7 separate regions of the Homo sapiens genome follow, and regions 1, 3, 4, 5, 6 and 7 are each linked to region 2. A link is a loop called in an ENCODE intact Hi-C map of the cell type or tissue named here. Cell type or tissue: heart right ventricle. All regions are shown on one strand.

What was found. A loop is a pair of places that touch in the nucleus more often than their neighbours do. Peaks named below come from ENCODE experiments on the same cell type or tissue, not always from the same donor. Only the 100,000 strongest peaks of a DNase experiment are listed, where the experiment ranks them.
Region 1: a loop joins it to region 2, with 3 times the contacts of the local background. A loop is called at or near these places in 63 of 110 quality-filtered maps.
Region 3: a loop joins it to region 2, with 4 times the contacts of the local background. A loop is called at or near these places in 6 of 110 quality-filtered maps.
Region 4: it touches region 2 in a loop (2.9-fold over the local background); 24 of 110 quality-filtered maps call a loop at or near these places.
Region 5: a loop joins it to region 2, with 9 times the contacts of the local background. A loop is called at or near these places in 31 of 110 quality-filtered maps.
Region 6: a loop joins it to region 2, with 2.0 times the contacts of the local background. A loop is called at or near these places in 7 of 110 quality-filtered maps.
Region 7: it touches region 2 in a loop (3-fold over the local background); 63 of 110 quality-filtered maps call a loop at or near these places.

What each region holds. Positions count from the first base shown.
Region 1 is chr1:61,841,014-61,845,013 of GRCh38, forward strand. All of the region lies in intron 17 of PATJ (PATJ crumbs cell polarity complex component), which reads left to right. Among named protein-coding and RNA genes, the nearest start is that of MIR12132, 3.1 kb to the right of the region's middle. In heart right ventricle, a CTCF peak has its summit at 2,100 (motif pointing left); a DNase peak (open chromatin) is centred at 2,054.
Region 2 is chr1:60,968,041-60,972,040 of GRCh38, forward strand. It overlaps NFIA-AS2 (NFIA antisense RNA 2), which reads right to left and starts at 2,700. Exons shown (of 7, transcript NR_110617.2): 1 at 2,508-2,700. In heart right ventricle, a CTCF peak has its summit at 2,198; a DNase peak (open chromatin) is centred at 2,981; H3K4me3 peaks cover 376 bases; H3K27ac peaks cover 1,679 bases.
Region 3 is chr1:59,975,233-59,979,232 of GRCh38, forward strand. No RefSeq gene overlaps it. Among named protein-coding and RNA genes, the nearest start is that of CYP2J2, 50 kb to the left of the region's middle. In heart right ventricle, CTCF peaks have their summits at 1,759 (motif pointing right) and 1,969; a DNase peak (open chromatin) is centred at 1,769; H3K4me3 peaks cover 379 bases.
Region 4 is chr1:61,348,283-61,352,282 of GRCh38, forward strand. All of the region lies in intron 4 of NFIA (nuclear factor I A), which reads left to right. Among named protein-coding and RNA genes, the nearest start is that of NFIA-AS1, 97 kb to the left of the region's middle. In heart right ventricle, a CTCF peak has its summit at 1,928 (motif pointing left); no DNase peak of the experiment used is centred here.
Region 5 is chr1:61,639,647-61,643,646 of GRCh38, forward strand. The region is part of intron 2 of LOC107984964 (a long non-coding RNA gene); the gene reads left to right. Among named protein-coding and RNA genes, the nearest start is that of TM2D1, 83 kb to the right of the region's middle. RefSeq lists enhancers at 2,058-2,107, 2,318-2,367. In heart right ventricle, a CTCF peak has its summit at 2,270 (motif pointing left); DNase peaks (open chromatin) are centred at 1,295, 2,225 and 3,052; H3K4me3 peaks cover 691 bases; H3K27ac peaks cover 3,535 bases.
Region 6 is chr1:60,859,743-60,863,742 of GRCh38, forward strand. No RefSeq gene overlaps it. Among named protein-coding and RNA genes, the nearest start is that of NFIA-AS2, 110 kb to the right of the region's middle. In heart right ventricle, a CTCF peak has its summit at 1,688 (motif pointing right); no DNase peak of the experiment used is centred here.
Region 7 is chr1:61,850,582-61,854,581 of GRCh38, forward strand. The region is part of intron 17 of PATJ (PATJ crumbs cell polarity complex component); the gene reads left to right. It also overlaps the pseudogene RNU6-1177P. Among named protein-coding and RNA genes, the nearest start is that of MIR12132, 6.5 kb to the left of the region's middle. In heart right ventricle, CTCF peaks have their summits at 1,744 (motif pointing left), 1,948 and 3,224; no DNase peak of the experiment used is centred here.

The DNA.
Region 1 (4,000 bases), 870 kb after region 2:
GATAGCAATATATAACTATCAATTTTGTTTCAACTTTATATATGGCGGTAATTAATTTATTGGCCTTTGTAGCTAAGTGGGCATAAAGTGTTTATATTCAGACTATGATATTAGTGCCCCAAACTCTATTTCTATTTCTTCCACTTAATTTTATTTATTTATTTCTTCTTCCACAAATTTTAATCTTGTTTTACTTTTGTTTATTAGAGAATTTAGCTTAAAGTGGTGGGGTTGGGGGGAGGGCATTAGGACTTTAATTTTTACCAAGAGATTTGAGAATTTGAGTAAATGCTAATATCAGTATATAGTTTTCAATAGCCTGTGCAAGCCTACTGTCTTCATGTTCATCTTAGCTAATCAGTTTACAGAATGTAGGATTTAGCATTTGATAGGTATTGATATAATTTTAACACATTAATAGTATATAGAGTGGTAACACTATAAAGTCAGGTATGTAACCATATTATTTCCAGAATCTAAAATATAAAGGATAGGCATGTACTATAAGTTATTATACAGTTTCACATTAATGCTCAAGGGATCTTATAACATGGCCACTGACATCTAGGTTTTTTTTTTCTCTTGCCTTTTTTTTTTTTGGGAGCTCTTTGGGTCCACGTCACCCATATAAGATATTGGTACTAAGCAAAATGCAGTCAATCTGCTACTAATGGCAGTATCTGTAGTCTTGCAGATATATCATATGCCTTACTGTTGAACAAACCACACAGCTGCATTTAAAGGTCACTTTTTGCTTAACGGAACTTAGGGGAACTGATAAAGGCTACTTTTTGCCCATCCCTGACTCCTATCCACATTTATTTTTATTAACATCAAAGTACTGTAAGTTCCAGTGCCAACTGGGCTGAAGATTTCTTTTCACAGAGGATTTGCTTCCTTTCCCTCTATGGGAAAGTTCTGTATCCCTTAAATCATTTTAAGCTGCTTCATTTGAAAAATAATTCTTAGTGGTGTGCTCATGGAGTGGATTGATTGTGGCTACTGGGGAAATTCTCTCATGGCTTAAGTTTTGCTTTTCAAGCCTGCAAAGTGGGTGAATGAAGGGAGCCCACTCCTGGTGTGTGCAGTTTGTAGTGTGCTCAGGATGACGACTGACTTCCAAAAACCTCAGTGCAGCAAGACTAAAGGCATCAGGAGACCAGAAGCCACTTAATAAGAGATCAAAGAGGCTGTGTGTATATCAGCTTGAAATCCAGATAGTACAGATCAAAAGCTTGCCTTAGTGAGGCAGCTGCAGGGGGATAAAGTTAGCAGGAGGCCTCAAAGATCTTAAGTCAGGCCTGATGTTGAACTTTGCAGGGATTTCATCGCTCTGGAATACGAATGTGGCAAAAAATCCCATTGTGTCTAGTGGGGGCGAAAGAGAATAACAGGCAAGCAGCAAATGCTTGTCAGCTTTCTCATAGGGTAGCTTTCCTTTTAACACGTGTTTATCCATGACAGTTTCTGCTTCATACTTGAAGGCATTGTTGAGGAGGAGAGGATCCTGAAGATGGTGAATCTACTGTATTACCTTTAGTGAGTGTTTCAGACGTGGCCAAACTATAAATATTAGTGTTTTTGGAATGGCCATGGAGAGCTAAAATGTGGCCATAAAGGTGCTCAGATTTACTGCCATAACTGGTAATCACATCTCTCCTGCAAAGTGCTCAAGATATCCAGGAAGTGAGTGGGTATCAGCCTGGCTATGCATCTGTCCCTCATGTAATTAAAAAACAGAACAGCTATTAAAAAAAAAAAGGAATAGGAACAGTTAATCGAAAGAAGAAACTCGGTCCCCAGAGGTGTTTCATCACCAGTCTTCTACCTGTAGCAATGGATGTGTTCTGGAGTTCCCAGTTGAGTGTGATGTCAGTATTAAGAACCATGGTAGTAGATAAAGTCATAGCCCTTCCTAGAGTGTGCCAGAGTGATTGAATCAGATTAACAAGTAGGTATTGGAAATCTGTTTGTTCAAGGTGTGATGATTTGTGCTCCTCCACCTTGTTTGTGAGTGTCATTTGGAGCAGGCAGTGATCCAGAAAAGCCAGGCTTTCCCAGTGAGTGCCAGGAAGTGGTGCTGCCTCCTTCTGGTACCAAACATCTAGTCTGTGAATGATGCTTGAAAGCAGATTGACTTGACTGGCTGATTTTTACACACCATTTCTAGGGCTCAAGTTTCCCTTTCAGCCCTTTCCTCTGTATTTTATTTTAATCTGATATTACATTTATCAGTACAGCACTGAACATATGGTATGGTTGAGAGGACTAGCTTACGAGTCAGAAAGCTCCCAAACGTCCAGGTTTGCATTCTGGATATACTCTTGGGACTTTGGCAAGCTTGTTAGTCTTTCTTATTCTCTGTTTACTAAAATGATAATATCTAAAATAGAAGTAATATTTGCTTTATAAGATTACAAGGACTAAATAAAAAGATGAATATAGGCTGGGTGTGGTGGCTCATGCCTGTAATCCCAACACTGGGAGGCTGAGGCAGGAGGATTACTTGAGGCCAAGAGTTCAAGACCAGCCTGGGCAACACAGTGAAACTGTCTCTACAAAACCAAAAAAACTTAGTCAGGCATGGTGGCGTGCACCTGTAGTCCCAGCTACTCGGGAGGCTTGAGTCCAGGAGTTCAGAGGCTGCAGTGAGCTGCGATCACACCACTGCACTTCAGCCTGGGTGACAGAGTGAGATCAGGTCTCAAAAAAAAAAAAAAAATGCATATAAATGCCTATGCTTTTCTTAACTCAAAATAATCAGTGTTCCTATTATATTTACTGAAAAATGATGATAATGATAATGAAGATTTTCAAAGATAGAATCTGGGTACAGATTTGTTGTGCTTGTTATTCATTCTCACCTTTAAAAGATACGAGCCAGTATGGAGACTATAAAAATGAAAAGGTATACTCCTATATATAATAAATATTTGCTGAGCATCTCCTCTTCCAGGTATTGTTCTAGGCATTGGGGAGCTAGCAGTGAACAAATTAGATGAAGTCTGTCCTCATGGAGTTTAAATTCAATTTGGAGTAGACAGACAGCGGACAAATAAGCATATATTACAACAGAATAAAGAGAACAGACTTGGCAACAGCTCTGTACAATATGTTATAATTTTAGCAATGGTGAAAGTAAGACTAAAAGACTCTCTGAGTGTTATTTCTTGGGATCCAGAGAGGCCCCAGGGGGAATTGAGGTCTGCTGTGTGGACAGTAAGGGATTGGACATTCCAGCCACAGTGAATAACCCAGAATTAATAAGTTAGTCCTGATTTCATGTTTTTATTTTCTTTTGTAACTAAATTGCTTAATATTTTCCTTAACTTTCAAATTTTATTTATTTTAATGAAAAATCCTTTGAAAACTTTGTGTTCTGATTTTTTATTTGGAAAACATGGCCACATGGTTTAATAGCTAACAATTACGTACTGCTTACAGTTCCCTCTTTTTTGAGGTTTCCCTTTCCATGGCATCAATTACCCACTGTCAACTGCAGTCTGAAAATATTAAGCTATTTTTGAGAGAGACCATATTCACATAAATTTTATTACCGTGTATTGTTATACTTGTTCTTTTTTTATTATTGTTATTAATCTCTTACTGTGCCTAATTTATAAATTAACCGTTATCATAGGTGATACGGTTTGCCTCTGTGTCTCTACCCAAATCTCATCTCAAATTATAATCCCCATGTGTCAGGGGAGGGACCTGGTGGGAGGTAATTGGATCATGGGGATGGTTTCCCCCATGCTGTTCTTATGATAATGAGTGAGTTCTCACAAGATCTGATGGTTTAAAAGTGTGTGGAAGCTCCCCCCTCATTCTCTCTCTCTCCTGCTGCTGTGTAAGATGTGCCTTGCTTCCCCTTTGCGTTACACCATGATTGTGAGTTTCCTGAGGTGCCCCCCAGCCATGCGAAACTGTGAGTTAATTAAACCTCCTTTCTTTTACAAATTACCCAGTCTCAGGTAGTTCTTTAGAGCAGTGTGAAAAT
Region 2 (4,000 bases):
AACATCTCAGGAGAAAGAAGGGGGAAGCCACAGCACTCTAGGCAGGAAGATAACAAAGATTCTCAAAGGGAGAGACAGGGTGCATGTGGGCAGAGGGTGGGGGACAAGGCAGGGGCGGAGGCATAGGGAGCCTCTGCCAGTTTTCTCAGGGAAATGGGAGGTGAGGTTGACAGACAAGGAGGGGAGGTGGTGTGGTTTGGGGAACTGAAAAGGCAAGATAGGCTCTGGAAGGCTTCTCTGGGAAATGCAAGAAGATACTAATAAAGAACAAATAAAAGACAGTTCCAAAGTAGAAACCACAAATTTTTATGTGGCATTAACTACACATCATAATGCAAAATACTCCAAAAATACTTAGTGCTCTGGGCATGAGAGTAGAGAAAGTGGAGAGAACACATCATTGGACAGACAGAGCATGTGCGTGTGCAAGGGAAGGGGAGGGGTGCCATGAAGAGTTCAAATGCAAGTGTGTGGAGTCTGTCCTGCCTGATGGACTGAGAGAAAGTGGATCAAGGAGTTGGAGCTGGAATGGCAAATAGTTTTCATCTCACGCATCAACTCCAGTTGATGGAACCTGTGCTGAGAAGGATCCCAAAGCAACCTCTGGGTTTAATAGGAGAGTGGCATGATCAGTCTGTGAGGTTCTCAATGAGCTGGAAAGAGTGGCAACAATCACACCAGGCATTGGCCATCTCTGGACCAGAGGCCAGACAAGGCTGTGAGAAGAGAGAGGAGTAAGAGAAGTAGCAGGACAGGGGGCTGTGGCCAGAGTGAGATGTTGGAAGGTGAGGTTTCGTGAAGACATCAAGGCCTAGAACATGGCTAGGGAAAAGTTTGGCTGACTGAAGAACAAGGCACAATCTAGTGTTCAAATACCTTCATGCTGCTGCTCTTGCCTCACTGAAGAGGTAAAGTGTCTTCAGAAGACATGTGACATAAGGGAATGGTGGATGGTTGAAGAAACACTTGGCTGTTCTAATGTAAACAGAAGAAGGAGTGGGAAGCTCTCATTTCTCCATCATTATCAGGCTCTGTTCTCAGGAAGCCAGAGAAACCTATGGCATGCTGCCTATGCAGGCCTCCTCCAGACCCATGGCTCAGACAGACCCGCCTGAACTCCAGCAGAGAAACAAGCCCCTGACCATTCCCTTCATCAGGGCAGGCAGGATGCAAGCCAACAGCTTCTCCTCCAGTGAGCCAATCCCATTACTTTTTTCCTTTTTAACTTTGTAAGAACACGTAACATGAGGGCCACCTTCTTAGCAAAATTTTAAGCACACAATACAGTATTATTGACCATAGGTAAAGCGTTGTACAGCAGATCTCTAGAACTCACTCATCTTGCTTAACTAAAACTGTATGTCCATTGATTAACAACTGTTCATTTCTCACTCCACCTAGCTCCTGGCAACCACCATTGCACTCTTTGATTCTACGAATTTGGCAATTTTAGATACCCCACATAAGTGGAATCATGCAGTTTCGTCTTTCTCTGAGTGGTTTATTTCATTTAGTATAATGTCCTCAAGATTCATCCATGTTGTCACATATTTTAGAGTTTCTTTTTTAAGGCTAAGTAATATTCTGGGATGTGTGTGTATGTGTGTGTGTGTTCCACATTTTCTTTATCCATTGATCTGTTGTTGGATATTTAGTTCATTTCTACATCTTGGCTATTGTGTATAGTGCTGCAATGAACATGGGAGTACTAATATCTCTTCAAGATCCTCATTTCAATTCTTTTGGATAAATACCCTGTGGGACTGCTGGATCATATGGTAATTCTATTTTTAATTTTTTGAGGAACCTCCATACTGTTTTCCATAGCAGCTGCACCATTTGGCATTCCCACCAACAGCATGCAGGGTTCCAACTTTCCCACATCCTTGCCTGAATCTCTTTTTGGATTCCGGAGTGACAGTGTCTCAGGATCTTGGCGGGGAAGGACCATCACCTCCTCATAATCCGTGCCACTCTGGAGGGCTGAGCACACAGTTCTCCTTGTTTCCCTGTTTGCCAGCTTGCCTTGTGGATAAATGCAGAGAAGGATTCAGGATTGGAGGGAAGGGTGAATTCACGGCCCTACAGAGCATGTCTAAAAGCATTTGTCAAAAAAAGAGTTAATGACTGCTTCTCTGCGGGAAGCCCTAAAGAAATGAGTGTCCTGAAGTGTAGAACATTCGCTTTTACGGTAGGTGGTGTTATTGTTACATGTTCATACAGACAGTGCTAATTAACAATCCTAAAGGCCACATCATTAAATTATTTCTCCGCTAAAAACCCTATGATGTTTAATGCGTCCCAGCAATTCAATTATATCTAAAACACTGGCCTGAACGGCAGGCACTATTCTGTGGCTGACAAAGTGCAAGTTGCTCTTAAGAACAGGTGAAGCTTAACAAGGAAAGAACAACATCTGACAAACTACCTCCCTGCTCTTCTCCCTAACATACACCCTAAGAATAAAAACAACAGTGATATTCCAAGAAAATTAACGTGGGTCTTACCTTTGCTAGGCTGGCGATGAAATATAGGCTTTACCAAATTTTCTGTGAAGAATCTGACAAGATTTTCTTAAAAGATTTCACCCAAAATAATCAAATCAGTGCCCTCAGATCTATTTAAGGTCCATCGGGTTTCACTGTTTTTTCTCTGGATCCTACCACCCATCCTTTGTCATTTCTAACCACTGCAAATTGCATTTTGGGTTTGAACTTGGGGTGACTTCATGGCTTTGGTCTGGGTTTTTCCTGGATGTGTATCACAGTCAGCAGAGAGCACTTTGAAGAGCACACAAAGCCTCTTTGTCTCCCACTCAGTGAAATATCTCAAGTACAGAGCACAGTGAAAAAGGGCTTCTTTCCAGCTTAAACACACACACACACACACACACACACACACACACACACACACACACACAAAAGAAGCTCTTGCCCTTCCCTGCCGCCCCCAGCTGCTGTGGTGAGACAGTCTCTGCACAGGCACAGGGCCCAGTGCAACTGGCCAAGTGGCCTCAGTCCTCTGGACAAGGCTTGGCAGGCAGCACCATGACAGAACCTCCTGCTTGGAAGGTGTTGGTGCCGAGACTGCATCTGGGAGCAGCACATATGTGATTCCACTAGTTTTTACACAAAGAGGCAGACTATGCCAGTGGCCAGCTGGCCAGCTGGGCACTCATCTGCAACCTTAGAAGCAGGAGTCAGGGAGCAACCCACTGATCCTCTTGTCATGGTCTTCCCAAGTGCCCAGTTTCCACATAAACCATTTCCTCATCACTCTCCTCCCTAACACTATCCCAACAGTACCCTCAAGGAGGCCCCACTCAGCTCTATGAGGACAGGGGGCTATGTATCTCCTTAGCTCCATACCACCAAGCACACTGCCTTACATGGAACACACTCTCAGTAAAGGTTTCTTGGATGGAAAGATGAATGAACAGATAGACAGATGGATGATGGGTGGGTGGATAAGTGTGTGCATGGATGGGTGTGTGCAGGGATGGGTGGGTGGATGGATGGGTGGGTGGATAGAAGAATCTTATAAACCATTGTTCGGATCCTGGCTCAAACATTTTCTTTTTGTGAGATCTTGGGAAAATTACCAAAACTAAGATACTACAAAACTAAGCCTTTTGGTTTTTTATCTGTACAAAGAATGATAGCAGTTACGGTGGAGATTGAGAAAATTCAGTAAGCACCTGATAGTAGGTGCTCTGTACACATTCATGGTTTTTACCCAGGAACTGTTTATAGATTATCAAGTCCCTTGCTTCTGTAGGAGGTCTTTCCTATCACTGTCGAATTCATTGCTCACTTGCATCTCTCCCAAAGGGATGGCAGAGGAAAGGTAGTAAAGGGTGCTTAGAGTGGAGTGAGGACTACAAGAGGGAGCACCAGTATTGACTGGGGATGCAGGGTTTCTAATTTTTCTAGCCCAGAAAAATTCAGACAGGCATGGTTTGGAGGAGACCTGGGTTCCAGTCAAGGCCCTGTCCCCAACT
Region 3 (4,000 bases), 990 kb before region 2:
TGCACCTCTTTTGGGAATTTGCAGGGAAAAAATAACCCCTACCACCAACCTCACGCTCCCTTGATGCTCATGTCTGTGAACCTCAGATATTTTCTAGCTGGTGTGGGCTGGAGCCAGCTGCTTCCCACTCCCTCCCTTCAGTTACAGCTATGTGGAGCTGTGAATGAAGCCTCTTGGCGACTGCTCCTTCATACTTAAGGACTTCCCTGCACCCAGCATGGGCAGCAGCTTCACACGGCTCTGTGGTGTGGAGAGCTGCATTCTACATACAGATTTGTCAGTAATTTGTGACACTGGGACATCTCATCTCACTTCTGGTCCTTGGGCTTCTCATCTGGAGAGTGTCAGAGTTGGACTCCATTGTTTCCTGTCTATTCATGTAATTTTTCGTCTTTAGTCTGCTGATATGGTGAATTACATTGATTGGCTTTAGGATGTTGAATCAACCTTGCATTTCCAGGAGAGGCCCCACTTGGTATTATGTATCTTACGAATTGTTGGATTTGATTTGCTGGTATTGTGTGAAGGATTTGGGGTCTATATTCACGAGGGCTGTTGGTGTGTAGATTTCTTCACATTGTCTTTGGTTTTGGTATCTGGATAAAACATGATTTGGGCTGTGCTCCTTCTTCCTCTTCTATATTCTGGAAGGGTTTGTGTGGAATTGATGTTATTTCTTCCTTAAATATTGGTAGAATTTGCCAGTACATTGCATCCCTTTGAAGGTTTTTCACGTTCTAGGCAGCCCTGGATGACCCAGAGTCCTTCTTGATGACTGCGGGTCTTTATTGGGTAAGGGTTGGAGGGGTGTCCCACCTCAGACCCTTTAGAAGCTCCCTGTGAATAGGGGAATAGAGGATCCCTTTTTCTCCGAACCACACATGAAACACTCCTCCTCTCTGATTATTTCTAGTGTTATCTCTCCAATCTGCAGGTCACCGTTTTCCCAGTGTGACTTTGAGTCCCTAGGAGACATTGAGGTATGGTGAACTTTGGAGTCAGCAAGAGCCAAACCAAAATCCTTGGCCCTAGCATCTATCAGTTGTTTGGCTTTGGGCCACATTCTTGAACCTTTAAGAGCCTCAGTTCCTGCATTATTACTGGGCATGATGAATTTTAGCTCACAAGGCTGTCGTAAAGATGAAATGAGATAATACTCGTAAAACGTCTGGTGTGGTAGGTTTTGAATGAATGCTGGCCTTCTTTCTGAGGAAATAGAGACAGTCCACTTTACTCAAGCTGTCGCGCTCATCTCAGTCAAAAGCCTGTTCGCCCACTTCTGAATCTGGGATAGAGTTTTCTGGAGGGAGTCACATATGCAAAGACAGAATTTATTTATTTATTTATTTTTGCCATCTGTTCAAGAAGACGAATGAGTTTACCTTGAAAACAGCCACATTACAAAGTGATTGGTGGATGGGAATAATTTGTTATAACGCTCCAATTCCGCAGCTTCTTTGCAGGTGGAGAGGATGCCCTCCTCAGTTCCTGGGGCTCCAGAGCGTCGCTTCCTACTGGGAACTGGAGAACAGGCAGCTCTTCCCATTCTAACTAGAGCCTAGAAAGATGGTTCCTTTTGATTGCAAAAAAAAAAGTCATGAGTCAGCTGCTTAGGAAAATGCTTCGCTGATGATATTAGTACATAGAAGCAATTTCATCTGTCTGGGAAGCGCATTTTCAGGAGGCAAGATTGGCAGAGCAGAAAGGACGGGAGTAACGAAGCCGGCACAGGGGCTGAACGTGCTGTTTCAGTTCTGGGCAGCAGAGGGCGATGTTGCCTCCTAATACTAAAATAGGATTTGGCAGGAAGGTGAGCGTGGCAGAATTTGGGAGAAGAAACTTGCCTTCTTACTAGCCATTGTAGAGTTCCACAATTTACTTTAAAAATGCCTTGGTTGGCTTTTTGGCTTTAGTAGGAAGAACAAGGACAAAGGATGGTTAGTTACAATAACAGCTAATACTCTGCATGAAACTTCGTACGAGCCTGGCATTGTTCTATATGCATTTTAGGTATACTAACTCACTAAATTCTCACAATATTAGCACGAAGCAGGTAATGATATTACTGTGACCAGTTTAGATATGAGGAAATAGGCACAGCATGGTTAAGTGACTTCCCCAGGGTCACAGAGCTAGTAATTGGCAGAGCCAGGATTTGAACTCAGGCTGCGTGGTTCCAAAGTCTGTACTTTTAAGCATTAGTAACAACTTGCATTGCACTTTTAGTCCCATTTGATATTTCAAACAGTTTTATGAGGTAAGTACATTCATGACCCTTTTTTTTTTAAAGGACAGAGAGATACAGAGATAGAAATATATATATATAATAGACCAATAGATGAATAGATAGGTAGAGATAGAATGAACTTTGCTAACTTTGCACCTGAAGTGTTCTAAAGACATTTCAGTGCCAACGTTCTAGGACTCTATGCCTTATATTACTGGCCAATAACACAGAGAAAGTGTCAGAGAGAGGGTACACATTTCCAAGCCTTCTGACATCAAGTCTAGTGCTTTTTACTACTATACTATTTTATGGACACCTCCCTCCACTGTTCCTGATTCTGTGGGGTGAGGGGTCAAGAGATGTGGAGGCTTGGTCTCTGCACTACAGACGCCCTGGGCTATCCTACCTTCCCCCTTCTTTAGCCTCAGCCACAGGATCCAGAAACACGGGATGCAATTGTAGCTCTCTCACTTGGTAGCCGGATGGCCTTGACCTTGGGCCTCTCTAATCCATCTGGGGAAGTGTGCTTTTAGGAGGGATGATTGAAAGAAGGTAAGTTCTCATTCTTCTAAAGTTTATTTTCAGTAAAACAGATTGGGGTCATATAACATCAAAGGTCTCTTTTAGGGCTAATACTCTATGAAAGTACAAGTTTGGTATGCCTGAAAATCTGTTATTAAATCTTGATCTGATTTCCAGGGACCTCACTCAACCCAAAGGAATGACTCATATTCTCAACCTCAGCACTATTGACATTTTGGATTGGGTAATTCCGTGTTGTGAGGGGCTGTCCTGGATATTGCAGGATGTTTTGAATCATCCCTGGCCTCTACTCACTAAGTGTCAGTGGCACAACCTCCTTGATGTGTGACAAACAGCTGGGATATACCTGAATTATGGGAATCCACAAACTGTGGTAGACCAGGAGGACAGATGCTTTGGGTGAATGATGATGGTGGTGATGATAATAATAAGTAAAATTTTTCCCCACTGGCTAATACGTCCTAGGCCCTATTCTAAGGGTCCAAATGTATTCTCATTTCATCTTCATAACTACTCTACCAATTTGGCATTGTTAACTGCATTCTAAAGAAGAAATTGAGATTTAGCAAGATGATCAAGGTCATACAAAGTTCATAAGAAATGATCTGAGACTCTATTCCCAGGCATTCTCTCATCAATGCTCACACGCTGCTTTCTTCAAGGTGGTCTATACAGCAAGACTCAACATGGAGATCACAGGCTGGCATTGGTCCATGGACTATTTGCTTAGTCTGTGATGAAGTAAATCAATTACATCACTAAGTACACCATTAAGTTCCGCTACTATTTTTCTGTTGCCAGACTTTCTCAATGAAGGAAGCATTGCCTAGATTTACACTCTGACACAAGCTCCTTATTTTCTTGCAGGCAGGGACAGAAATAAAAGTGTTACCTAATATTTGCATGAAATGTTATCATTGACAAACTGTACTACTCTCTGTAGTCCTACATGCTTCCTATAGGTGTGCCTTTCTAGACCTTGTGAGGTACAGAAGAGGCAACATAATGTGAACTATCTCTTTCCAGTTGTGGAAACCAAAGCCCAGACAGTTAAGTGGTTTGTCCTTGCTGTTAAGACAATAAGCTGAGGATCCTAGAATATGAGTTCGAGTTTCCCAATTCATAGTCCACTGCTTTTTCTAAGATGAGACTCTATCTATATTCTGATTATCAGGAAGTGACTCTCTTCCTTTGTCTAGCTCCAACATCACATAAAGATCTGAAATAAAT
Region 4 (4,000 bases), 380 kb after region 2:
TCCTTTATAAGACTCTTGAAGAAGGCAGAGTTTGGGTCTGTGAATTACTAGGATTATTTAACTCAGGGTGTGAAACCCATTCTCATTTCAGAAACTTAGTGATGTTTTAAAATTCAAGACACACATAACCAGTTTGCCAAGCTCTCAAGTTACTCATCAGAAGTCTGATAGACACTTTCGGGACGTGCCAGGCCACCTGGTGCCATTTGCCACATTACAATTCCAGTGTACTTAAGTGGTTCACAGGAAGTATATATATGACCAAGCTAAGCCCGTTTATGTGGGCTTAATTATTTTTTAACATCTGGAAGGTGGGCACACCATGTTTACACAGGCTTTTCTTTTTCTTCCCCTATTCTGGCTCTCTTGACATTTAAAAAAGATAAGGCAAAAGACATTTTTCTAGGATAGATAAAGTATTAAATTTAAGTGCAGCTGGATGTTCACCACGAGCTAGGAGGCCTCTTCTTCTCTCCGTCTGATCAAGTCCCTCACATTCACACTTTGCTCTGTGTTCCTCTCCTTCCAAGAGCGAGGGAGTGAGGGCCAGACAGTGTCCGCCATGCTCAGGAATGAAACGGCTTCTCCACCCAGTTGAGACCTCATCTCCCTTCTGACATTTGTGAAAAACATCTAAATCCAGAGCTATGACACTGATCAGCCTTATAACCCTTCTTTGGTTAATGAGAGGTGTGAATCTCTAATCTCCAGGAAGGCACAAAGCATTAAGTACCTACTGTATGTCAGCTTGCTGGGAGTGAGGATGAGTGATCTAGGCTCATATTTGACTAATCTCCCCCACCCTTCCTCCATAGCCTATTTCATACATAAAGATTACCTAATAAAAGAGGAAATTATGCAAATAAATTTAATATAAAAAGCAAATTAGGGAATGACTATCAGAATTATTAATTAGAACCCTGTTTACACTTATTGTCAAGCCTCACCGTTTTTTTTTAAACGAAAGGCCCTTAGAGCCTGTTACTGAGAGATGTGTTTGAATTTCAGAAAGTAGATGTGAATTTCAGTCTTCCATTTTTTTTAGCAGTGACTGTTTTTGTATATTGACAGTTGTGATTAAGGTTTATTCATTGGTATTAATCAAATAACTAAGTATTTATTCTTAGAAATTGTTTTATTTCCTCATACCGTCCCTCGATTCCATAGTTCCATTATGGCACCTCAATTCACCTGGTTTCCCAAGTGCTAATCGTGGGAGTTATCCCATACTCCCCTGTTCCCATTATTACGATAGTCAAGAAGTCAGCATGTCTTCTTTTTATTTATTTATTTTCCAAGATTTTTATTCGAGATGGGTTCTCACTCCATTGCCCAGGCTGGAGTTGTAGTGACATGATCATAGTTAACTGCAGCCTCAAACTCCTGGGCTCAAGTGATCCTCCCGTCTCAGCCTCCTAAGTAGCTGGGACTACAGGCACGTGTCACTACACCTAGCTAATTTAATTTTTAAAAAAAATATTTTTTTTTTCTGTGGAGACATAGTCTCACTATGTTGCTCAGGCTGGTCTTGAACTTTTGGTCTCAAGCAATCCTCCCACCTCAGCTTCCCAAAGTGCTGTGATTATAGGCGTGAGCCACCACACGTGTGCCCAGCCAGTCAGTACATCTTGATTCTAACTCCTGAATAACTTACATCAGGCTCCTCCTTTCCATCCTTTGAGTTTAGTCCCCATCCCCACTATACCTTGCATAAATGCCCCAGTGGACTCTCTGGTTTGCCTATTATATTCTTCAGGCGCCCCCCACCCTTTCACCTCCATGCCTACCCTCATGACAGACTGATCTTTCTAGGTGATAAATGCAAATTTGATGATAGCATTCCCATACTTTGCTGGTCCTTCTTTGACTATTGAATACAACTCAATGCAGCAACCCATTCCATTGACCAGTGTTTACTGACTGCCTCCTGGTGTCAGGGACTATATTAGATGCTGACAGTATAATCCCCAGTTATAGTGGGGTGAGGTAGATGCTTTAATAGCTTATAAACTTGGGAATCTGCTGAATTCAAATTTATGTTCCTTAAATAAACCTGCCAGATCCCACCGGGCACATGTTGGCTCATGCTTGTAATCCCAGTGCTTTGGGAGGCAAAGGCAGGAGGATCGCTTTAGACTGGAAGTTCAATACCAGCCTGGGCATTATGGTAAGGACCCATCTCTACAAAAGAAATTTTTAAAAAATTAGCCGGGTGTGGCGTAGCATACCTGTGGTCCCAGCTATTCCGGAGGCTGAGGCGGGAAGATTGCTTGAGCGCAGGAGCTGGAGGCTACAGTAAGCTATGATCACACCTCTGCATCTGCACTTAGCCTGTGTGGCAAAGTGAGCTCTTGTCTCTAAAACAAAGAAAGAAAAACCTGCCAGATCCTTCATAACCTCACCTTAACCATCCTTCCTCTTTCCCGTGTATTCTACACTATGTCATCATACCAAGCTATCAGAAATCCAGTAAACATTTTCTGCTCTCTTGATGCTGTTTCCTCTACCTAGAAGTCCTCCATCCCTTTCAGTTGCATAATTCCTCCTTTCCTTTTAACATTGTTTCCAGGCTTCACGTTTTCTGAGGCCATTCCCTTGAACTTCTTATCCCCAGGTTGGGTTAGATAACCCACTTCTTTGCAGCCACTTCAATTTAGGAATGCAGATGGTCCCCAATTTACAATGATTCCACTTAAAATTTTCAGCTTTACGATGGTGGGAAAGTGACATGTGTTCAGTAGAAGTCATACTTCAAGTAGCCATACACTTATTCTGTTTTTCACTTTCAGTACAATATTCAATCAGTTACATGAGATATTCAACACTTTATTATAAAATAGGCATATTAAGTGCATTTTAAGCTGATGATATTTTTAACTTATGATGAGTTTATCAGGACATAGCCTCATTGTAAGTTGAGCACCTGTAGCTCTATCAGATGACTTCGCAGACTTTTAAAAAATTAATCTGTCAGACTTTCTTTTCCGTTTAAGGGTAGGGACCATGTCTTTCATCTAAGTGCCTTCCTCACTCATCATAGTTCTTGGCAGTAGCAGGCTCTCAGTAAGCATTCATTGGATGTACAAATGTCCCTGGTTCATGATAACCCTTATTGTTATTTCTTCTGATGGATACTAACCTGTAATTTATTTATTCCAGTATCAAATCATGTGGGCTTAGCTCTCAAACCAGTGCCTCAGTACAGTATCTATTGTTCCTGCTTTGACATAACCTTTCAAAAAGATTATTTGCACTAATAATTTACACCACTAATTTTACGGAGTTGTTTTATAGAATTGGTACTTGTTATTTGTCCATTGGAAAACATGTATTAAACTACTGTCAAAAAGGTATCTAAAGATTCAAAGACAGAAAATGCAAGGAATCAGTCTCACACAAGGGTCATTTCTGAAAATCACAAATAATCAAAATTAAATCAAAGGTCAGAAAATCATTTTATAAGAGGCCAGCTAATAAATATGTTAGGCTTTGTGGGCCATATGGTCTCTGTTGCAGCTACTCGTCTCTGATGGTGTAATGTGGCAGCAGTCATAGACAATATAGAAATGAAAGGCCATGGCTATGCTCCCGTAAAACTTTATTCATAAAAACTATGGGCCTGCCTTAAATTACAAGGTTGGACAAATATTCAGTTAAGGTGTATGCAAGATGGAGAGGTGATTCAGAGTAAAGAGAAACCACACATTTCATGTTATAAGAAACTGGGAATGGACAGCTTAGAAAGATGACTTTGTTCTCACCAAAGTTCAAAACAGAATTCCAAAATACAGATGAGTAGAAGCTGTCAGGATCAGATAAAGTTAGAAAAGTCTAAAGAGTGTTTTGGCTGGTCATTCCAGAAAAGTGTAAGACCAAAATGTGGGGAAGTATTTTTGTTAAAAGCATCCAAGAATGTTGCAACCTTGGTGACAATTTACTATTACATAAAGAGAAAAGATGAAAAATATATTAGAAAAAATATGCCTTTCCTGTATAGACT
Region 5 (4,000 bases), 670 kb after region 2:
AATCCGCAAGACTACACCAAAGCAGTAGGAGAGCTACACAACTTTCACAAGCTCCCATGTCTGCAGGAGTGCTCTGCTCTCTTTGGATTCTGTAGGAACAGAGGCATCAATCAGGTGCTGGGAATACAGAAATTTTCCACCAACGTGCTCATCAAACTTTCCTTTACCGTAAGCCAAAAGAATGTCTCTGAGCTATGAACATCAGACTTTAATATAAACTTTAAAATCTTACTCTCAGCTCTACGGACATGGTTATAGGTGTCTGGCAATTGAACTAGGAGAGCCTGAAAGTAAACACATTGTCTCTTGGAAATTGATGAAAAAACCAAGCATGTTTCTTTATTCATTCAAAAGATTTTACTGAGCATCTTTAGCCTGAGAAGTAGGAGGTAAATTAGACGTGTTCCCTGCCTGGGCAAAGAGTATATTCTATTAGGGGAGAAAGAGGCATACCAAGATGTGCGTAACACAGTTATGCAGTACGTAGTATGTTACATAGATCTAGCAAGACAGCGACATTTAACAGATGACAGGGAGGGGGTGGAAATTCGGTGCATGGGCACGGCTATGAAAGATTTCAAAGAGGCTGTATTTGAGACAAGCCTTGAAAGACCAACAAGAGTTTACTAAGCAGAGAAGAGGATGGGGGAGAAATTCCCAGAGGAAGAAACAGCACAAGCAAAGGCACGAGGGTCCTGAAGAGCACTGGGTATTTGGGGCTAAAGGGTAAAAAGAGCAGGGTATCTGATTCCAGATTAAAATGTCATCCCTCTATTCTGAAATCTGAAAAATACTAGCAGCTTGATTTGTCCACAGTCACTTGTGCCAGGTAGAGAATCCTAATTCGTGTAGGCCCAAACCAACAAGAACCTCTTGATGTGACTACTGCCTGAGTATTGCAGTGTTCGTGGGAGCTTTAAGTTTACCTATCCAGATGGGAGAACCTCTTTCCCGAAATTCATAAGCAGTCCCACAACTCCGCCAATGCTACAGGACCCAGCTTTCTGAGGCACCTAGAAAGACATGGCAGTGGCCCAAGGTGATGCTTAGGTGGGCTGGCGAATGCACACAATAGAATGTCTGTCTGTGACATTTAATCTCACTCTGGCAAACTGGTGCAGCTGCCCTTGTACAACAAACGGGAAGGCACAGTGAGTGACCACCACCAAAAACAAACAAAACAAGTGTGTGCGTGCGTGTGAGCTTTAAAATTTAATAGCTATTCAGACAGTCCTTAGAGAAGGAATTGGCAGCTTCGGCCTCCAAGACTGCTCCCCCACCTGTCTCCAGGCACTGCAAACACAGCTGTGTAAGAAGGAGACAGTCAACGCTTCCAAGGAAAGAAATAGTGCAGTCTTGGGGGTGGGGTGATGATGAGAGCACCTTTCTCACAAACCCACGTGGGACAGGGCCTTGTCTAGCAACCGCAAAAATAATCGAGCAGGACGTGGTCAATCAAGCTCTTTATAAAACCTCATGTTAAGTAAAATCATTCAAGATCCAACTCAATGGCCACCTTAAACCCATGTTTTAAAAGCATGAGACAGAGCACACAATTCATGCTCAAAGGAGAACGAGGTAGCATGCATGCTGGCAAGACGCGCATTCAGGTTTGCTCCCGGTATCAAGATGAGACGTAAAGACGATTTATGCACTGTCATAGAACTTGTAGTTCCTCACACAAAACACAGAACTTCCTGGGAAAGTGCCTAGAAACTTCTTTATCTGTATTTCCCCAGGCTGCAAAGTGCACACATTTTTAAAGTTCAACTCTTAAAAAAAAAAAAAAGTCAGCAGAGGCAAGATTTCAACAGACGCCGGTCCAAATGTTAGCAATTCTAGAGTGGTCAGGGGTTTGCCGCTCCCAAAAGTAAGGGGGAAATTAGAAGAAGGAAAGAAGTCGTTTTCGAAGACGAAAACCAAAGCAAGGAGGTATTTTTGGTATCATTTTAATCACAAAATAGCACGAATGCGGTCTGTGCCTGTGCGCTACCCAAACGTCGATTTGAATACCACTGAACGCTAGTTTGAAAATTTCCATTTTTGTAATTTGCTTTCTTTTGTTAAGCCAAGACTTGAGAGAAACCTGGCAGCCGTCTCTAAGTCTGGCACGATTTCACCTCAGACGCACTCGGTTGGTTTGGATGTTGAGGGAGACCGCACATGAGAGAGGGAGAAGGAGGAAAAGAGAGCTGGAGAGCAAACCTACCGCTCGGCGGCCGCCGCAGAGAGCAGGCCCAGGGCTTCTCAGCCGGGGGATCTGGCTCCACCTACAGGAATCAGAAGGCAAACCTAGTAGACGCCTCGGCGTCTGCAGGAACCCGGTGGGGGCTGGGGGAACTTTGATAATTGCCTAGAGAATTTCCTAGCCAGTAGGAATGGGGGTCGGTAGAAGTGGTAAGGATTGGGAAGCAGGGATTTCCATGACCAGATTACCCACAGTCATATCAGATTCAGCGATTCTTATTTGGAGGAGAAAAGGTATCATGTCACCTCCTATGACCTAGGAATTTTAACTGGTTCCAGGTAAACCCCATTTGAAAGCAAAGGCAGCACCTGGTCCCAGGACAGGCCCAGCACATAGCATGCTCAGGCAATAACATTTGAATGAATGAATGAATGAATGAATGAACTGAATAATCCAATCTATCAAATAACAGAAACCTAATATGATAAAAAGAAAACCAACCCCCAACCCCAACACTGTTTTTCAGGTATATGTATGAGTTGTCAGGCATTTTTGATGGCTAGTAATTACTACAAAAATCCTGCACCATGTAGGCTAGTCGTGTTCCACCTCCGATGTGCCAGAGCAGTGATTGAGTACCACCGATTTCATCCCATGCCCTCATTTGCCAACGAATAAACAGAAGCTTGAAGAGGTTAAATGCCTTTTCCCAGGTCAACCAGTTTGTTGGTGACAGAACTGGTTTGGGGCTAAATTTTCCTGACCTGTCTGGTATTTGTTTTCTAAGGGCAGGAGACTCATTTTGCATTGGCCTGCTGGATGCCCTCAGCCGATTAGCTCTCACAGGAGGAAGTTAGCTTCCCCCACCCACCTGTTGGCCTGTCCCTGGGCTTCTGCCCCAGCTTCTGCTCTGGGCCACAGCCTCTGCTCATGCTGCTCTACTCCAAAAATCAAACGCTGCCTGGAGCTAATGCCAATGGTTGCTAAACTTATGAATTCATTTCCTAAAGCCTGAGGGACAGAATCTTTGAGCCTGTGGTTTAGTAAGCTACAAACAGGCAGGTGCTTTGTTTTGGCAACACAGGTGTCTTATATACAATATCTCCTCCATCTATTTACCCAAAGCACTTAATAAGCAGTTACTGAGTTTCCCAATGATAGTTATAGAAGAAGATGTTATTTACCAATTGAAAAGGAATTTTTGCCGTAGGCAGTTAGCACTCAGTTTCCAGATGAAAAGGTGAAGATCCTTCTGGGAAGTGAGATGCTGTGTGCATTATGTGAGATGAATATGATCCAGGGAAAGATAGCAATTAAGCAGATCCAGATTCTTTTTTTTTTTTTTTTTTTTTTTGAGATGGAATTTCACTGTTGTTGCCCAGGCTTGAGTATAATGGCGCAATCTCGGCTCACCACAGCCTCCACCTCCCGGATTCAAGTGATTCTCCTGATTCAGCCTCCAGAGCAGCTGGGATTAGAGGCACCTGCCACCATGCCCGGCTAATTTTGTATTTTTAGTAGAGACGGGGTTTCTCCATGTTGGTCAGGCTGGTCTCAAACTCCCAACCTCAGGTGATCCACTAGCCTCGGCTTCCCAAAGTGCTGGGATTACAGGCGTGAGCCACTGTGCCCAGCCTAGCAGATCCAGATTCTAACCACAACCTGTCTATAAAATGGAACTAACACTGTCATGACCTCTGAATGGATTAAAAATTAATCATTATTATTAATCACAATATTAATAATAATGCTGAACTATTACTAAGTGCTTACTACATTCCAGGCTTTCAAATGACCACTTTACATGCATTG
Region 6 (4,000 bases), 110 kb before region 2:
CTGGTGATTCAAGGCCATACATATCTGTTAAGCTCAACATTCAACTCTACATAAGAAATAAAAAATATCCAAGGCAGGAAGATCACTTGAGACCAGGGGTTCAAGACCAGCCTGGGTAACAAAGCAAGCCCCCGTCTCTCTAAAAAAAAAAATCAATTAGCCAGGTGTGGTGGTGCACAACTGTGGTCCCAGCTACTTGGGAGGCTGAGGTAGGAACATCAGTCAAGCCCAGGAGTTCGAGGCCACTGTACTCCAGCCTGGGTGACAGATAAATCTTATCTCCAAAAAAATGAATAAAAAATAAAAATTGTCTTCTGAGAACAAGCTGGTTGGAATAGCAAAAGCATAGGCTTTTCATTATATGGACATAGGGTTGAATCTTGGCTCTTGTTCTTTAGCATGTGTCTTTAGCCAAGACTCTTACCTTTTTGACCCTGATCTGCAAGTTAAAAATCGTAATAACAACCTCCTATGGTTGTTGTGAAGGTTAAACAACATATCATACCCAAAAGTGTGTTTAAAAACTGTATGACATGTAACAGGTGCTAAATCCTGTTACTTCTCTCCTTTTTTGGTTCAGGAGGCAACACCAGAGTGGTGAAGCTCTGAAGTCATCATTCCAAGGCTTGAATCCTCCTTCCATCACTAACTCTGGAGCCCTAAGCAAGTCACTTTACCTCTTGGAGTCTGTTATCCTGTTTGTAAAATGGAGTTAATAATAGGTTCTACCTCATAAGGACTCACATGGAAAAACACACACACACACACACACACACACACACACACACACACACAAAGATCTTAGAACAGTGCCTGGCCAAGAGGAAACACTCAGTATACGTGAGCTGTTACATACGAAATCAAATTGCTCTTCCCCTAGACTTTCAAATTTCCAATGGTCCTAGAAACAGAGCTTGAAAAGAAAGAGAAAATAAGTTTTAGTGCCTGAATCACATATGTTGCTATTAAATGGGTGAATAAATGAAAGAAAGACACATTTTCATCAAAGACAAATAATAATACAGTCAGTTGATGCAAAGTAGTACTAATGGATGGTGCATATAAGGAAGGCAGCAGGGCACCAAACGTGTTAGGGGTCACTGTGAGCTGGCGTCCTGAGGAGGGTGTTACCTTGGAAAGGGAGATCATGTCCCAGGAGGGCAATAGCTTGAGCCAAGGTAAAAGACAAGGCTGTGTAAATAGAAGGATGCAAATTTCAAAGTGGCTAATGTCCTGTGCCTTTTTATTCTCATTCTCCAACCACGTAGGGAGCCCCTACTCTGCCCAGCACTGTGCTTGGCCTTACAGCTACTCAGATGAGCAAGATACAGTCCCTGCCCTTAAGAATCTCAAGGTCCTTTGGGAGGCTGAGACGAGCAGATCACGAGGTCAGGAGATCGAGACCGTCCTGGCTAACACGGTGAAACCCTGTCTCTACTAAAAATAAAAATAAAATAAAATAAAATAAATTAGCCGGGCATGGTGGCAGGCTCCTGTAGTCCCAGCTACTCAGGAGATTAAGGCAGGAAAATGGCATGAACCCAGGAGGCGAAGCTTGCAGTGAGCCGAGATTGGGGCACTGCACTCCAGCCTGGGCGACAGAGCAAGACTCTGTCTCAAAAAAAAAAAAAAGATCTCAAGGTCTAGGAGGGAAAACAGACTAGCAGGCAGATGATTCCAGAAGAGGGTGCTAATAGCTGCAGTGGAGCAAGGCACAGGTTATTATGGAAGAACAGAGGGAAGGGATCCAACTGACCCTCACAGCACAGGAGCAGAAGGGGGAAGAAAGAGGGCTTCCCTCAACAGGGGAATAATAGTAACAAGACATCAATAACAGCACAATAACTTCAGTTGAGAACTCATTACATATCAGGGACTATGTACCCTATGCATTTCTTTGCTTCTAACTACACTACACACACACATGCACACACACAAGCGCACATTTAACTATTATTATCTTCATTTTCCTGATTATGATAGGACACAGAATCAGAGTGGTTAAGTAACCTGGGAGAGGTCACACAGTAACCAAGAGAGCCTGGATATGGACAACTAGATTGCAGAAGCAGTGCTCTCAATCTCTCTACGACCCAGCCTCTGAAAATCATGAATATTTCAAATCATATCTCCTTTTAGCAATATATAACAGAAACCAAAACCTCTCCTTGGCGTTGCTATTGTACACGTGTTGACAGCAGAGTCTTCGAGGCCTTTATCGGAATGCACTGCAGCAATGACACAGATGGAAATTCACCATCCTCTGAGTTTTCTTGGGTTCTTCCCATTCAGCAAAAGGGGATAGCTTATTTAGGGGAGCACTGGCCATGATGACCTGAATGAGGCTGGAAAGTGACTTGCACTTTGCCTGAGGCTGCATGTTATAAGGAGACAATTCCCTTTCTAATGCTTCCCCATTGTTACTCAGGAAATAGTCCTCATCACCTGACTCCCTATCTAGGGGGATTCCCACTTCTTATAAAATATACCGAAAGGAAATAAGAAAGGCCAAATTTTGATGGGCTTATTTATTGATGAGAGCGCTGTTTTTGCCTTGGATTCATTCATGCGCAGTGGGAAGAAGTATTCAAATGACAAGAGTTAAATTCAAAACATGTAGCCGCTTTCTGTTACATTTTTTTTCTAACTGAAGGCAAACCATTTAGATGTTTGTTTCCAAAAAGGCATCTGTCAGCAATCAAAGGGGAAAAATGCATAAAGCAAATGCAATTGTTTGGAGTAGCATTTCCTGGATCATGTTAAATGCTTGAATTGCTCCCCATTATGCTCACCAAATAATTTTATTTCCCACAATAATTGCAATATTTAACATGTTTTATTTAATCTTTTTTAAAGGCTATTAACAAAGGGCCACACTGTGAAAAGATTGATTGCTGCATGGGAAGGACAGCTTCCACCAGCCTCTTAGAGAACAATGATAAAGTTAAATGCACCTAATTGTTCTGGATTTAAAATACTATTATCCAATAATATTTATCATTTTTTTGTTCAAACTATGTGCCCTCTCCTGCAAAATCTTCCCGGCTATTCTATCATTCACAGAGTGAAATCTGGACTCCAGTTTACCTTGTGCTCCATTCATTCATAAATAATGGGCATGCATAGGGTGTTCTGAGTCTCAAAAATGCAGCGACTCAGACAAGAAACAGCTCCAACTTCAGAGGTTGCTGCAGGATAAACTCAGAAACTGTAAAGCTGTGGACCCACAAGTCCAAGATGTCCATGTGCCTGTATACCCTGGGAGAAAGCAGAGGAGACCCTAAAACAGGGAAATTTTGTTTTGTCTGCTTGTCAGAGGCAAGTAGGAATGGATGAAGTAGAATCAGAGGTTGGTTGATTCAAAGACAGAATGCTACTTCATTTCTTTTCTTCTTCTTTTTTTTTTTCCTCCTTTTTTTGTTTGGTTGATGATATTTTACATTTTATGTAGAATTTCCAACTTTTTTCCTTATCTTTCTCTAAATGATAAACTTAAGAAAGACTAAGTAATTTTAATGATGCTGCAGTTACATATGGCAATAAATGTTTTCATTGGCAAGCTCAGGGCAAGTTTCTGGTAGTATGTCCATTGTATTCATTGGACACAAGCTAACAACATTTCCTGTGCTACTGCAGACTCTTCTTCTGAAAAGACAGGTGACACCAAGGTAATAAAGTATACAAAGATACTTCCTAAGAGTGATGACAATATTTACATTTGATAATAATTCTGGCTATCGCCTCTCACCCCAATTTTATTAGAAGAAATCCCATTACAATAAGGAATGAAAAAGAAAAAAAATGCCATATTTGTTGTATTTGTAGTTCATTCCTAGAAGCAGTCTGTGCATCATGCTTTAAGTTAGAAATATTTTTGGTGCAACACGATAAAATTTGCTTTAATACAGTTATTTTTGTCAAAACAGCATGCTAAATGGTTAAAATAATACCTACTAAGGAAGAGATCAGAAATAGGAAAGAAAAATGCACCAAATTTACC
Region 7 (4,000 bases), 880 kb after region 2:
TAAAAATATCTTCTAACATATTTGTCTTCTTTCAACATTTCATTCATTTAGCAAATACTTAAGTTAGAGAAGCAGCATTGCTTAGTGTGGCTAAAAGCACAAACTCTGGGAATTGACTGGCTGGCTTAATTTCTGGCTCTGCCATTTACCAGCCATGTGCTTTGGTTAAGTTATTTAATTTTTCTCAATTTCCTCACCAGGAAAGTGGGGATAATGTTGGTACATACCTACCTCATGATGGTGTGAGAATTAAATGGGTTCAAATAAATAAGATTCTGAGAACAGTGCCTGGTATGGCAAGAGCTTAGTAAGTGTTACCAGCTGTTGTTGTTATTCCTATATGATGGGATGTGGCTTTTGCTTTTGGTGTACTTGCCGTCCAGTGGGAAGACGCAAACTAAATAGATAGTCATTCAACATTTTAACTACTCTTCAGTGCCTTCTCCATGACAAGCATTGTAGTAGGCCCTGAAAATCAAGCAAAAACTAAGCAAACACATTCTTGGTCTCATAAAGCTTACTTTTAGTAGGAAGTAATTTAAAGGAAATAATTTACAATAATTTCAGTAAAATGTAAAAAGTATTTTAATGAAGAAAATGCAACAAGCTGTGGATACATCTAACAGGAAGACCAAACTAATTCTAGAAGGTCAAATAGTAAAGGAAATATATTATGATAAATGCTGTAATTGAAGGTCTTTTTTGGTTTAGGGATATCACAGAGTAGGAAGTGCTTGGGTCTTCAGGGAGTAAGGGAATGCTTCTCATTGGAGGAGACACTTGAGCTGACTCTGGGGCAAACTCTAGACAAGTGGCAGTGGGTCAGGGAGGGCGTTCGTGGCTGAGGGGATGGTTTGCATTAAGCCACGCAGCATGACAAGGCCTTTCACAATACCTGGGATAAAGTGTTGGGCAAACGGGAGCAGGCAGTGATATGTATGGGGAAAGTGAGAGACGAGACAGAACTGCAGTTCTGAAGGATTTTCCTTCCACGAAGAATAAAGGAGTTAGGACTTTATCTTGAAGGCAGTAGGTATCCCTGAAGTACTGTAAGCAGAGGAGGAATTATGATCACCTTTTTATTTTTAAAGATGGTTCTATTATCTCTCTAGAAAATTGACTCATGGGGGCAAGATTAGAGACAGGTAGACTTATCAGGAAACTGTAGCAGCTGCTCAGAAGTAACGAGAAGCTGAACCAAGGCTGTGGCAGTGGAAATGGAAAGGAAGAATCAGAAGAGATAAAAGGCTGAGATAAAAAGAACTGACATGCCTTAGTGAGCAACTCAATGGAGGGGTGAGGGGGAGAAGGGAATGCTTGAGTATATGCTGATGCCACTCAGAGGATATAGGGAGGCCAAGGCGGGAGGATCACTTGAGGCCAGGAGTTCGAGACCAGCCTAGCCAATATGGCAAAACCCCATCTCTACTAAAAATAGAAAAATTAGCTGGGAGTGACGGCACACACCTGTAACATCAGCTACTCAGGTGGCTGAGGCATGAGAATCCAGCCTGGGTGACAGAGAGGGATTCTGTCTTAAAAAAAAAAAAAAAAAAAAAAGAGGTGTAGGGTACAACTTTCAGAAATAAATGGGCTGAACCAAACATATGGTACACTGTTACAGTGTGTATAATAATATAAGCCTTTTGAATAAAGAGGAAAAAAATTCCTTCAGAAGAGAATGGCTCCCATAGTACATGTTTCTCATGTTCTATGATTGGTCTCTGGTGCCCTCTATTGGCTATTTAGTCTAAAGCGGCATCTTGATTCTTAAACACAATGTTCCTTGCAGTGTTATTTACCAAAAGAAGAAATATTAGAGATTTTACAATTATGATGAAAGGTGATAAAAACTGATGGGGATTTTGTTTTTAGTAGGAAGACAGTTAAAATAATTTCAGCAAGGTGCCATCAGGGGTGTGCACATTGGCAGCACATGTACTAAAATTGGAATGATACAGAGATCAGCACGACCCTTGTGCAAGAATAACATGCACATTTGTGAAGCGCTTCATATATTTATCTATGTAAATATGCCTGGGGGCCTGGGGGTTGGGTAAGGGTTTTGAGAAGTGTCTCTATAACATTTGTTTGCTATAACATGCACATAATATCATAGATTGTATTTTCAGAAAATGGACCTTTCTGATGAGAAGCAGCCTGAGTCAGGCTGGTGTTTGAGCATTTTTATGCAGCAAAGCCTCAAGAATAGCAGCCACCTCAGTAGGCAGTAGCAGCTGCTGTTTTTCCATAGGGTGGCTGCTGCATGTGATGTAAAGGAAATGAAAGGAAATGACTGTTACTCATTAAAGCGATTTCATTCAGCTACGTGGGAAATCACAGGCAGAAAAGTCATCATAAAAAATGAAGCAGTGATTATACATAATGGGGCATCTTCAGAGGTAGCTAGTTTGTCCCCTCCCTGCCCCCCAAATGACAAAGAAGCTGCCTTTGGGTTCTGTCGTCCAGGAAAAGGGGTGGTAGATTGGATTTAGTGTTTAGCATAACTAGTGGTCTAAACCTGAATACATTTTAGTAAGAAAGCATTCCTGTCACTAGTTTGAGGTCTAAAGAAGGCCTCACTTTGTGTAAATTAGTGCTCACAATGACTTTTCTGGCAATAAGGAAAATATATTCACCTTTCAAGGGTAGAAGTCTATTTCCATTTCCTTCTGGTGAATCGTCCTTTAGAATGTTCCTAAATTATCAATTCAGTGGGTTGCATTTTGAAAACCTCCTCACCTATTTGGGTTAAAAATAATATTTTTAAATTTTGGTGTTATCTGAAACTGCAGAGATTGTTCACAAACAACTTGGTGCAACCATTTATTTGCTTTTGGTATATTTTGCTGTTGCAGTTTTCTCTAAGGAAGTGTAGAAATTATTAATATGAAGTAATGTTAGCTGCTGGGCAGTTCATGAGAGGAATAAGCTATTATGTAGTCTCCCTTCTCCCCCCAATAAAAAAGCCTTTCATCAAAAACTGACATCCTAAATGAAGGAAATAATTGTACAGCTTATTTATTAGTGTGTCAAACTTAAAATGTAATGGTTTCATATTTCAGGATGAAAAGTGTGTTGTGATTCATGGTTGCCAGTGACAAAATAGACAGCTCTTTTATATTACCACGTCGATTGCCTGCTGATATGCCACTGTACTTTTTGGTTCTCTTCTGTTCTCTTCCTATGCAATAGCTCCCTCTACTTGAAAATACTGGTGTAATTATAGTTTAACACTACTTTATTAGTGAGTTCCCTGGGCTCTTTTTTACTTTTAATCCTCTTCATAAATATGTGGTGTTATATTACATCAGAGCCTGTAAGAAAATTTTGAAGAGTCTCTTGACTCGGGGGTAGAAAGGCAGGGTTAGTTGCAAAAAGCAAGATAAGTTACATTTGAAGGCATTCTTCAAGGAATTAGCTGTGTAGCCTTTGTTGATTTAAATATGGTATATTTGGTTAAAATTCCATGCAGTACTTTGAAAATGAACCCTGATGTTTGAAACACAGAGGCATAGAAAACTGGATCAGAAAACTTCAAAAGAATCATCAGCCACTTCAAACAGACATAGCCGGGAACTTGGCAAGTTCTTACTTTGCTAATTCCAAAGTTTTGTAATTCCCACAGAAAACCTAGCAGTTTTTCTCTACTTTCTCTGGAAGGTTTTAAGAGAGGCTAGAGTAGTAGAATCTCAGGTTACAATATGTTGCCTTGTGGAACAGCATGTGCATAATGAAACAATGGGAGAAGCATAGAGAAACCAACGTGAATGCTGCTGTGATTGGGATGTCATTTTTTCTCTCCCTTGCTAAGTTAGAAGTTCAGTAATAGTGCCATACACCTCCACCATTAAGACAAATTAAGAGACTCTGCTCAATCATAAGATGGCCATATGAATATTTCTTTCTTCTCAATTTACAACTCTTTGTTTCCCGTTTCTTCTGACCATTAATGATGCAGAGCAAGCTGCAGAGTGAGGTGGTCAAGAGTAAGGACTTA